Linked DNA regions of Homo sapiens: region 1 is linked to region 2. Evidence: chromatin loops called from intact Hi-C (ENCODE). Cell type or tissue: A673. All regions are shown on one strand. Region 1 has its middle 530 kb from the start of LINC00290. Region 2 has its middle 590 kb from the start of LINC00290.

The links. Hi-C counts contacts between places; a loop is a spot of excess contacts. Peaks named below come from ENCODE experiments on the same cell type or tissue, not always from the same donor. Only the 100,000 strongest peaks of a DNase experiment are listed, where the experiment ranks them.
Region 1: a loop joins it to region 2, with 4 times the contacts of the local background. A loop is called at or near these places in 1 of 110 quality-filtered maps.

What each region holds. Positions count from the first base shown.
Region 1 is chr4:180,627,568-180,632,567 of GRCh38, forward strand. No RefSeq gene overlaps it. Among named protein-coding and RNA genes, the nearest start is that of LINC00290, 530 kb to the right of the region's middle. In A673, no CTCF peak of the experiment used is centred here; a DNase peak (open chromatin) is centred at 2,944; H3K27ac peaks cover 1,731 bases.
Region 2 is chr4:180,562,257-180,567,256 of GRCh38, forward strand. No RefSeq gene overlaps it. Among named protein-coding and RNA genes, the nearest start is that of LINC00290, 590 kb to the right of the region's middle. In A673, no CTCF peak of the experiment used is centred here; DNase peaks (open chromatin) are centred at 2,035, 2,865, 3,215 and 3,375; H3K4me3 peaks cover 2,281 bases; H3K27ac peaks cover 4,832 bases.

The DNA.
Region 1 (5,000 bases), 65 kb after region 2:
TTCTTGAGGTACATCAGGAGTTCTAGTCAAATAAGAGTAACGTAAAGATAAAAGTAAATTATTGTTAAAAATGTTTTTTTAACACTTAACAAAGATGATTGCTCTAGCAAAGATCTAAAAATAATAGTGACATAAGCAAGTTGCAAATTCATTTATTCTCTCCCATAGTATTCCAAGTTTAAGCAGTCTGGTGCTGCTAGGGTGTCTCTGTGGTATCAGGGACCCAGGCTCTCCTATCCTGTGGCTCAGTCATTCTCAACATGCAATTTTAATCTTGTAATTCTAAGATTGCTGCTCCAGTTATCATCCATCTATATTTCAGACAGCTTTAAAGATAGAATAGAAGTCATTCCACTTTCCTTTGAAGACAGAGTTTAGAAATCACAAATTCATTCTTCTGGGAGCTAGATTTTATGAAAATTTCAAAAAATAAAAATAAATTACAAATTTCCTTCTGCTCATATATCCCTGACTGGGACTTAGTTATATTCCCATGCCTAATTGCAAGGGAGACTAAGAAATACAGTCTTTAGATGGTCAGCCAACTGCCCAGCTAAAATGCTGGGATTTCATTTTTAAAGAAGGAGAAGAATGGATATTGATGAGACAATACGACTTTTTGCCATGTAAGTGAGACAATTATTAATAATTACTGTGATTTATTGTAGTCTGTAGAATAACCTTGAAAAACACTCCTGGGTTGTCCTTCTGTGTCTTCTTTTTTTTTTTTTTTTTTTTTTGAGACGGAGTCTCGCTCTGTCGCCCAGGCTGGAGTGCAGTGGCGGGATCTCGGCTCACTGCAAGCTCCGCCTCCCGGGTTCACGCCATTCTCCTGCCTCAGCCTCCCAAGTAGCTGGGACTACAGGCGCCCGCCACTACGCCCGGCTAATTTTTTTGTATTTTTAGTAGAGACGGGGTTTCACCGTTTTAGCCGGGATGGTCTCGATCTCCTGACCTCGTGATCCGCCCGCCTCGGCCTCCCAAAGTGCTGGGATTACAGGCGTGAGCCACCGCGCCCGGCCCTGTGTCTTCTTAAATATCTATCTAGAGTGCTTTTCTTTAGTTCTGCTCTACCTGGCTAACTCCTGCCCAAACTTTAAAATTTCTCTAAGGTAATATTCCCCTAAGAAGCTTTCACTGATACCCAAGGATGGTTTAGGTAATTATCCACTGTACCTCCACGATACCTTGTGCATATCCATTTGGTGGCAGTTCTAATAACATATTTTAATTACTTCCTCCGTGTCACTGTTTTTCTCTAATCTAAAAACCTTCAGGTAAGGACTGTTTTATTCTTTATATTCCTAGACTGAGATCTGGTATATCTTAGGTACACATATATTTTTAAATGATTAAATTGATGAATTAATAATTAGGGTTGCTTTTAGGCATTCCAGAATATTCAGTGAAGTACAGGGAGATCCCAGGCATAGAAGTGCACCTGCCAATGGCTTTGAGTTCCAAGTCCAAATTCTAGTATTCTCTCATTGGTGAACATGTTTTGTTCTTGTCATTTGGTACAGGACATGCTATATATTCGTCAGAAACATTCATGAAATAAAGTCAAAGGAAAACACTGTGTGCTTTCAATGATGAGCAGAGATGTGCAGCTGTGCCAATTTTGCACTGCATACCTCCATGAGATGTGATTTCACAGGGACTGTAAATTCATACAGTGAGGGCTTGCACGAATATAGAGGCCCTAATCAATTAAGCCTATTAAACATTCTTACCCAGTAAATAAATTCTTATAAATTGAACATAATTAGGTTTTAAAAAATACTGTGAGATATTAAATATAACATTCCAGAAACAAAGTATCTAAGATAATTAGTGTAATTTACAATGTTGCCTGGAAAGTTTACTTAATGTGTTGTTTATTGTTTATGAGGAGGTATGTAGAGACAAGATGTAAAGATATATGAAAGAGAACACTTAATGCAACAATTCTTATTTACAAAAAAACTAGGTCTAAGTTGGTTTGTGAAAACACAAATTGATGCACAGGAGATAAAAATCTAATCACTGGCTCATGTGTTTAATCCCAGCACTTTGCGAGGCCGAGGTGGGAGGATCACCTGAGGTCAGGAGTTCGAGACCAGTCAGGAGTTTCACCAACATGGTGAAACCCCATCTCTACTAAAAATACAAAAATTAGCTGGGCATGGTGGCGGGCGCCTGTAATCCTGGCTACTTGGGTGGCTGAGGCGGGAGAATTGCTTGAACCTGGGAGGCAGAGGTTGCAGTGAGCCAAGATTGCCCCACTGCACTCCAGCCTGGGCAACAGAGCAAGAATATGTCTCGAAAAAAAAAATCTAATTACATCCTTTATATATAAATAAATATATATATATATAATTAATGGATTCCTGAAGAGTATTTTAATCACTTCATATTTTACTATTAACCCAATCTAGTTTTCTTTTTTTCTTCCCCTAGCTGTGGGTTGGGAAATTTTTATTAGCATTCAGATTGAATATACATATATAGATAAGAGATTTTCATAGCCTGTTTGTAGTTGGCTAGGTTTAACATGATTATTTTGATACTGAAAATTATGTTTTTCAGTAAGTTCTTTTTAAAGGTTGTTAAATTAAAAGTATTTGTAATTCTCAAAATGACATCATCTTTTGCTCTATATCAGTTTTTAAACAAATTATCTAATTGGTCATGACGTTGGATTTACATTATTATAGACACCAAGTATAGTGCTTAGCAGATAGGTCCTCAATAAATGGCAACTTTTCTTTTTACGTGTTACATTTGTTAGATTAATATATACCAAAATCCAGAGATTAGAGAAGTAAATCTAGAACAGATGTATCCTTAGAACTTCCTGCAATGACATGACAAAAATATTCCATAGTCCTGTACTGTCTAATACACCAACCGCCATAATCTGCAGCTACTGAGTACTTAAATGTGACTTGTGCAAGCAAATAATTAAATTTTCAGTTTCACTTAACTGATTTAAATTCAACTGAGTTGCCACATGTGGCTAGTGGCTAGTATTGGACAATGCAAGTCAAAAAGATTATGTTAACACTGTCTTTACAAGTTATTCATTTGGATTTAGCACAGGAAGTCAACATTTCTCCTGCATTCTTAAAAGCATTAGTGAGTCCAAAAATTAATTTGAATTTGTGCTTGGAAGAAGATTATATGATTTAATTTTGTAATCTATGGTATTGTGTAAAAAGAAAAAATCACTCAGTGATTTTCTATTCAGTTTTAAAAGTTACTCTACAGTTTCTGCTATTTAAAAATTCTAGTCATAATGGACATTATAAAATAAAAATGTTAGGGATGCATATTTTGAAAATTAATATATTATGCTGATAAACTCTGATTCAGACTAAAATTCATTATTTATCAAGCTCATACTACTATTCTGAAATCCCAGGTTTTTCAGTAGAAAGAGAAAACTTAGGAAAAGACTTCAGATAAGACTTCAAGGAAACAATCATGATACTGGTTTATAAAATACTGTAGTTAAATGGAACAACATACTTGTTAATGGGGAAAAATGTTCTTACAGTATCTCACCGCTTATAAACTAGATTCTAAGTGATTTTTCACTACAGAAATGTCTGATTTTAAATAAATAGTTAGAAACATCAGGCAGATTAGATTCAAATCTAAAGCATTAAATGATTAGCAGATTGCACCTGGCAACAAACTCAGGTACTATGTCTTATGTCTTATGTGTTAGAGGTACAGTCAGATGAAAAGCAAGTGAAGAAATGGGAAACTGTACATTAAGTGGCTGGCTTGCAAAAAAAAAAAAATAGCCATCTGCAATCAGTTACAGTTGACTGCAACAAAAAATAGTTTCCAGGGATCAAAGGAAATGAAAGGCTGACCAGGGCAACCAGAATATCCCACAGTGTGTTAAATATTTATTACAGAGCCACTTTGCCCCCAAACAATCTGATTCCTGGCATATTTCCACTAAAATAGCTCATCAGTAATTAATTTGGTGTGCCATTTTGCCTAAAATTAGTAATTAATGTTAGTCTATGGGCATTATATTGAACTGTTTTCACCAAAGAATTCAATCTCCCTCCCTTTAAAAACGTGATAAAACAGCCATTTTACATTTTGTTTAGAACTTGAGCCATATATTAAAAAGAAAGAAGGAAAGACACAAAAGCATTGCAATCTCCATGAAGGAGACACCAAAGTGATATTCTCAATTTAGTTGATGGTTTTCAAGGTCCTTGCATTTTTTCTCTTCCACTTCTTGATATTATGAGTACTATAATATGAATAGATCTTTCAGCCAGTCTCTGAGCTTTAATGAACTATTAAGGCATGTTCATGGTATTTTCTTTTCAATGGTTCTCTCTCAAAGTTTAACAGGTTGTAAATGGAAACCCTGAAAAATGATGCATTTTTCAAGTACCATTTTCCTGATCTTTTGAAATTAATCTTTTTTCTAAATGAGAACAATATTATCAGCAAAAAGAAAACTGCTGCATTAGGTGATCCTAATCACCCAATGTGAGAAACACCTCACCTTGTCCCATCTTTCCTGTGTTTTAGCAAAATCACTACATAAGTGCTATATATATATATATATATATATATATATATATATATATATATATATCTTTCAAAGACTTCAGTTTCAAGGAATACAATATTTTATTTAGTGAAGTTATCTGAAGTTAAATTACTGTTTTTCTAGAAAGCAAGCTCAACAAATTGTCCATTCACATCTTGTGACATTTCCTCTCCAATTCATCTCTGGAGCCTACTTTTAGCAAAGGTTGATTTCAACCAAATTTATTTCTCTAGTTTGTCTTCACTTTCCCCCAAACCTAATTTGCGGGAATTCTTTTTTCTTTTTAAATTGTTTAGTATTATTTTAGTTTTTGTTTTTTACCCTAAAGACATGAGATTAAGCACCAACCGAAGGTCAGTCCCCACATAGTTGTCACATCCCTTTACTCATTCTAAGAGGTTGCCCCAGGTCCCAGTCACCTTCCTGCAATCAC
Region 2 (5,000 bases):
AAGGTGACAAAAGAAAAAGTGAGATAAGCACATCCTATAATTAAACATTTGCATCCAAGACCAAAGCATTCCTCTTTTTAAATCTTATTTTCAAAATTATAATTAGAGTATTTGCTTACAGATTTTCATATTTCAATACAATCACAATAGTTTGTTTGTTTGTTTATTTTGTTTTGTTTTTGGAGATGGAGTCTTACTCCGTCACCAAGGCTGGAGTGCAGTGGCGCAACCTCAGCTCACTGCAACCTCTGCCTCCTGGTATCAAGCGATTCTTGTGCCTCTGCCTCCCAATAAAATCACAATAGTTATTCAACTTTAGTGAGCATTCGAATCATCTGGAAGGTTTGCTGAAACTCAGCTTGTTGCCCACCAACCCCAGGATTTCTGACTCAGAGGGTGTTGAAAAGGCCTGAGAAGGTGCATTCTAACAAGTTCCCAGGGATGATGATGATGTTGCCGTTCTAGGAACACATTTTGAGCAGCATTCGTCAAAAGTTTTATTCAAATAGAGTAATTTTTGAATCACATGTAGAAATATCACAGCATCCTAAGCCAGCTAATTTATTTCCTATCATTCTGCTAGATTTAAGGGTTATTTTTTAATGTACAGTAACCCAGTAGAATGTGTAAATTTCCAAATGTCTTAAAACACACTTTAAAAGGCTATCGTTGTATCATATTTTTAAAAATGTTGCGATGTTATAGCATTCATTCTCAAACATATAATACCGGTGATTGAGTACCACAGCCTACACATTTGTATTCTCTGTGTCCTGGGGATTCAGACATGAATAAATGATCCATGTGTCTGCTTTGGCGGAACTCAGTGGATACTGACAGGTAAATGGGAGAACAGACCAGAAAGACACAAACGGCAGAGTGCTGTCTTGTAAAGACGAACAAAGGACTGGGATTGTGCCAGGCTGGGGCAGTGGTGCTCTTCACGTAGAAGCCCTTATTCAAACAGAAGCCTTATTTGGCTGGCTCTTAAAAGTGAATAGGAATATTCTGGACTAAGAAAGGGAAAGGATCCCCCAAACAGATGGAAAAATATATACAACCCTATTTTGTGATTTAAAAATATGCTACCTCAACCGTCAATCTAATTTTGGAAATTAGATGTATATGTCTAAGATAACGTGCATTAGCAATATGCAGCTATTTATTTTATTAGCATTACATTTTAAAAGAGAATGAAACAGATCTGAAAGTGTGTGTCAGTATTAAATATCCTGGTAAAGGGTTCGGTCCACAATTGCTGAAAGATTCAAGTCAATAGCATGATTCTTTTAAAGGGAAGTAAATCAGGGAAGGCTCCCTGGAGGAGGTGTCTTCGCCAGTTCTCACAGAACATTTGGGATTTGAGTGCAGGCTCTACAGGGAGAGCAGGGTGAGTATAGATAGTCCCCAATTTGCAAGATAACAACACAAGGGCCATGAACGTTTTTCTGATCCTGAACTATTTTCAGAGTATCTCTGCCAGTGTAATATACTAAAAAGAAAAAGGGATATTTTTCTGTCTATGCATTACAATAGTAGATTGCTTTGTATTGGATTTGGGGTGTTTAAAGGGCCACCCTACCATAAATCCTTTGACATTTATATTTTCACATGATATAACATTTATGATTTTGGCAATGAAGAATGAGTTTCACTCCAACTGCTAATAGCTCCCGTTAGTCTTTTTTAACTTAAAAGAAGAAAAACTAACAAGTTTCTGTCTCTCACAAACCAAAACAATAGGCTCTTTCTAAAAAGCTGTCATCGAAAAAAATAAACAAGAGAAATCCTTATTAATGGTAAAGGAAGATTTTTGTGTGTGTTCCAAACTATTTTTAAATGCCTTTCATCTTGGGGATCCTGTGACTGAGGGACTTGCTCTCCTTACTTTAATCAGTGAAGGAGAATGAGCTGGCCAGGGGGGCCTGGCTGGATGGAGGGTGGGACTCTGCTGCTGCGCAGGCCAGCCTGAGCCTGCTACATGCCAGTAAGTCAAGGTCGATATAATGATTTCTGAACAAAGAGATGAATGTCTTTGCCAATCCCCTTGGTGTTATCCAGACCACATCTTCCCTGCACTAACACGTAATTGTAAGTTTATTTTTTGCTAGTCTCTGTCTCTTCAAAGGAGGGCTGTATTTAGGCAAAAATAATTATTAAGATGGAATTCACATTTGACTGTTGTTTCACTTTGCTGCTGAAAGGGAATTTTACCACCGCCCCATCTGCTTTGAAGATGGCAATAAAGTCAGCAAGTTATACTCTCTTCCTGAATTAGTTCCTAATTAATTTTGTATTTTAGATTTACTACCTGTCTTCCCTTCTCAGTTTAAAGCCCTCCCCTTACATCTGCTTCTCGCACAGTCCACGAGCCAAGAAGGCAGAGATAGTGCCAGCTATGAAAAGAAACAATAGCAATTAGGATGAAGTGGTGTTCGTTCCTTGAAGAAAGCTATGTGCTCAGCTGAAGGATAGTTAGAAAGCTCGCTTCATAGCCCTTATGTGAGGAAAAAGGATCTAGGGTGAGTGATTGTATTTCCAAGAGTTCAGCAGTCAGAGAACCTGCCTGCCAAACTGTTTAATCCTACTCTTATGTGTTCTTAGATTTAACAGGGTCAACTGGAATCGTTATTTGTTGGTGCATTTAAGGAGTACAAATGCATTTTATGTGAGCAAAGGGTTAACTGATTTGGGACTAGTGATGACATTTTTTGAGAAAGTGGGGAAACCTTAAGCATTTTTCCACCTGGTTTGGATCTGTGCAAGACTGCCTTCCAAAAAAAAGAAAAAAGTAAAGGCGTTGTTCTGGCTCTAATGGCATCGTGAAACCAGGAAGGATGCGTTAGTCTTGGGAGACCCTGGGCCCTTCTGGCAATGACTCCTTTCACCTTCCCTCCCACTTCCTCATACCCTGTAAAAGAGACGGCACTCTATTCCAAGAGTGACAAGCTGGGAGTTAGGAGTCTTTTTTCTTTCTTTCCTTCCTTCCTTCCTTCCTTCCTTCCTTCCTTCCTTCCTTCCTTCCTTCCTTCCTCCCTTCCTTTCTTTTTTTGAGATGGAGTGTCACTCTGTTGCCCAGGCTGGAGTGCAGTGGCATGATCTTGGCTCACTGCAAGCTCCGCCTCCCGGGTTCAAGCTATTCTCCTGCCTCAGCCTCCCGAGTAGCTGGGATTACAGACGCCCGGCTAATTTTAGTATTTTTAGGAGAGACGGCGTTTCACCGTGTTGGCCAAGCTGATCTCGAACTCCTGACTTCAGGTGATTCACCCGCCTCGGCCTCTCGAAGTACTGGGATTACAGGCGTGAGCCACTGCGCCTGGCCAGGAATAATTTTTAATGGCATCTCTGTGAGTGAGACCCACTTAGAAAAAGGGGGCGCTTCATTACACTTCAGGTCTGACAATAACATTGGTCCCTACAGGGTTGTTTTGTTATAATGGTGAAGAGAAAACAGCTGCTACCCATCGGGCCCCCGGTGTGTACAGGATCTGCCCCTTCTCCCTCGGCCTGTGTGGCTTTACTCCAGGGACTCCAGTTTCCTCCCACATCCCCAAGAGGTGTCCTTTAGCCCTTTGAGCTGGTGCGTCCTCAGGGCCCAGTGTGAGTGTGGGGGCGTGTGAATGAGTGTGAGTGTGACAGTGGGTGTGGGTGAGTGTGGGTGACCGGGAGGGAGTTTGGGTGAATGCAGGTGAGGGTGAATGTGGGTGAGTGTGGGTGAGCAGGAGGGAGTGTGGGTGAGTGGGTGAGTGAAGGTGTTTGTGGGTGAGGGTGAGTGGGTGAGGGTGAGTGTGGGAGTGGGTGACTGTGAATGTGAGAGTGGGTGTGGGTGAATACAGGTGAGTGGGAGGAAGTGGGGGGTGAGAGTGTGAGAGTGTGAGGGTGAGTGTGGGTGACTGTAGGTGAGTGAGGGTGACTGGGTGTGAGTGAGGGTGAGTGTGGGTGAGATGAGGTGAGGGTGTGAGTGTGGGGGTGAGGGTGAATGCAGATGAATGTGAATGTGTGAGGGTGAGTGTGACTGGGTGAGTGTGGGTGTGTGTGAGGGTCAGTGAGGTTGAGTGAGGGTGTGTGAGGGTGAGTGTGGGTGAGGGTCACTGAGTGTAGGTGATTGTGAGTGTGGGTGTGAGTGTGGGTGAGGGTGTATGAGTGAGGGTGCAGGTGTGTGGGTGAGAGTGGGTGATGGTGAGGGTGAGTGTGAGGGTGTGTGAGTGTGAGGGTGAGTGGGTGTAGGTGAGGGTGAGGGTGTGGGTGAATGTGAGTGGGTGGGTGTGTGGGTGAGGGTGTATGTGGGTGTGGGTGAGGGTGAGCATCAGTGTGGCTGAGTGTGCTTGGGTGGGTGAGTGAGGGTGAATGAGGGTGAGTTTGGGTCAGTGTGGGTGAGTGTGTAGGTGAGTGTGACAGAGTAAATGAGCAAGGGTGTGTGTGGGTCAGTGTGGGTGTGTGGGTATGTGTGAATGTGTGGGTGTGTGACTAAGGGTGAGTGTGAGTGAGTGTGGGTGAGGGTGAAAGTGAGTGTGAGTGAGGGTGAGGGTGTGTGGGTGTGTGGGTGACGGTGAGGGTGAGTGAGGGTGTGTGTGAATGTGATTGGGTGGGTGTGTGGGTGAGTGAGGGTGTGTGGGTGAGTGAGCATCGGTGTGGGTGTGATTGGGTGGGTGAGTGTGGGTGAGGGTGAATGAAGGTGAGTGAAGGTGAACGAGGGTGAGTGTGGGTGAGTGAGGGTGAATGAGGGTGAGTGTGGGTGAGTGAGGGTGAATGAGGGGGAGTAGGGGTGAGGGTGAATGAGGGGGAGTGTGGGTCAGTGTGGGTGCGTGTGTGAGAGTGAATGAGGGTGTTTCTGGGTGCGTGTGTGTGGGTGAGTGTGAGTGAGAGTGAATGAGTGAGGGTGTTTGTGGGTGCGTGTGTGTGGGTGAGTGGAGTGAGAGAATGAGTGAGGGTGTTTGTGGGTGCGTGTGAGTGTGTGGGTGAGTGTGAGTGAGAAAGAATGAGTGAGGGTGTTTGTGGGT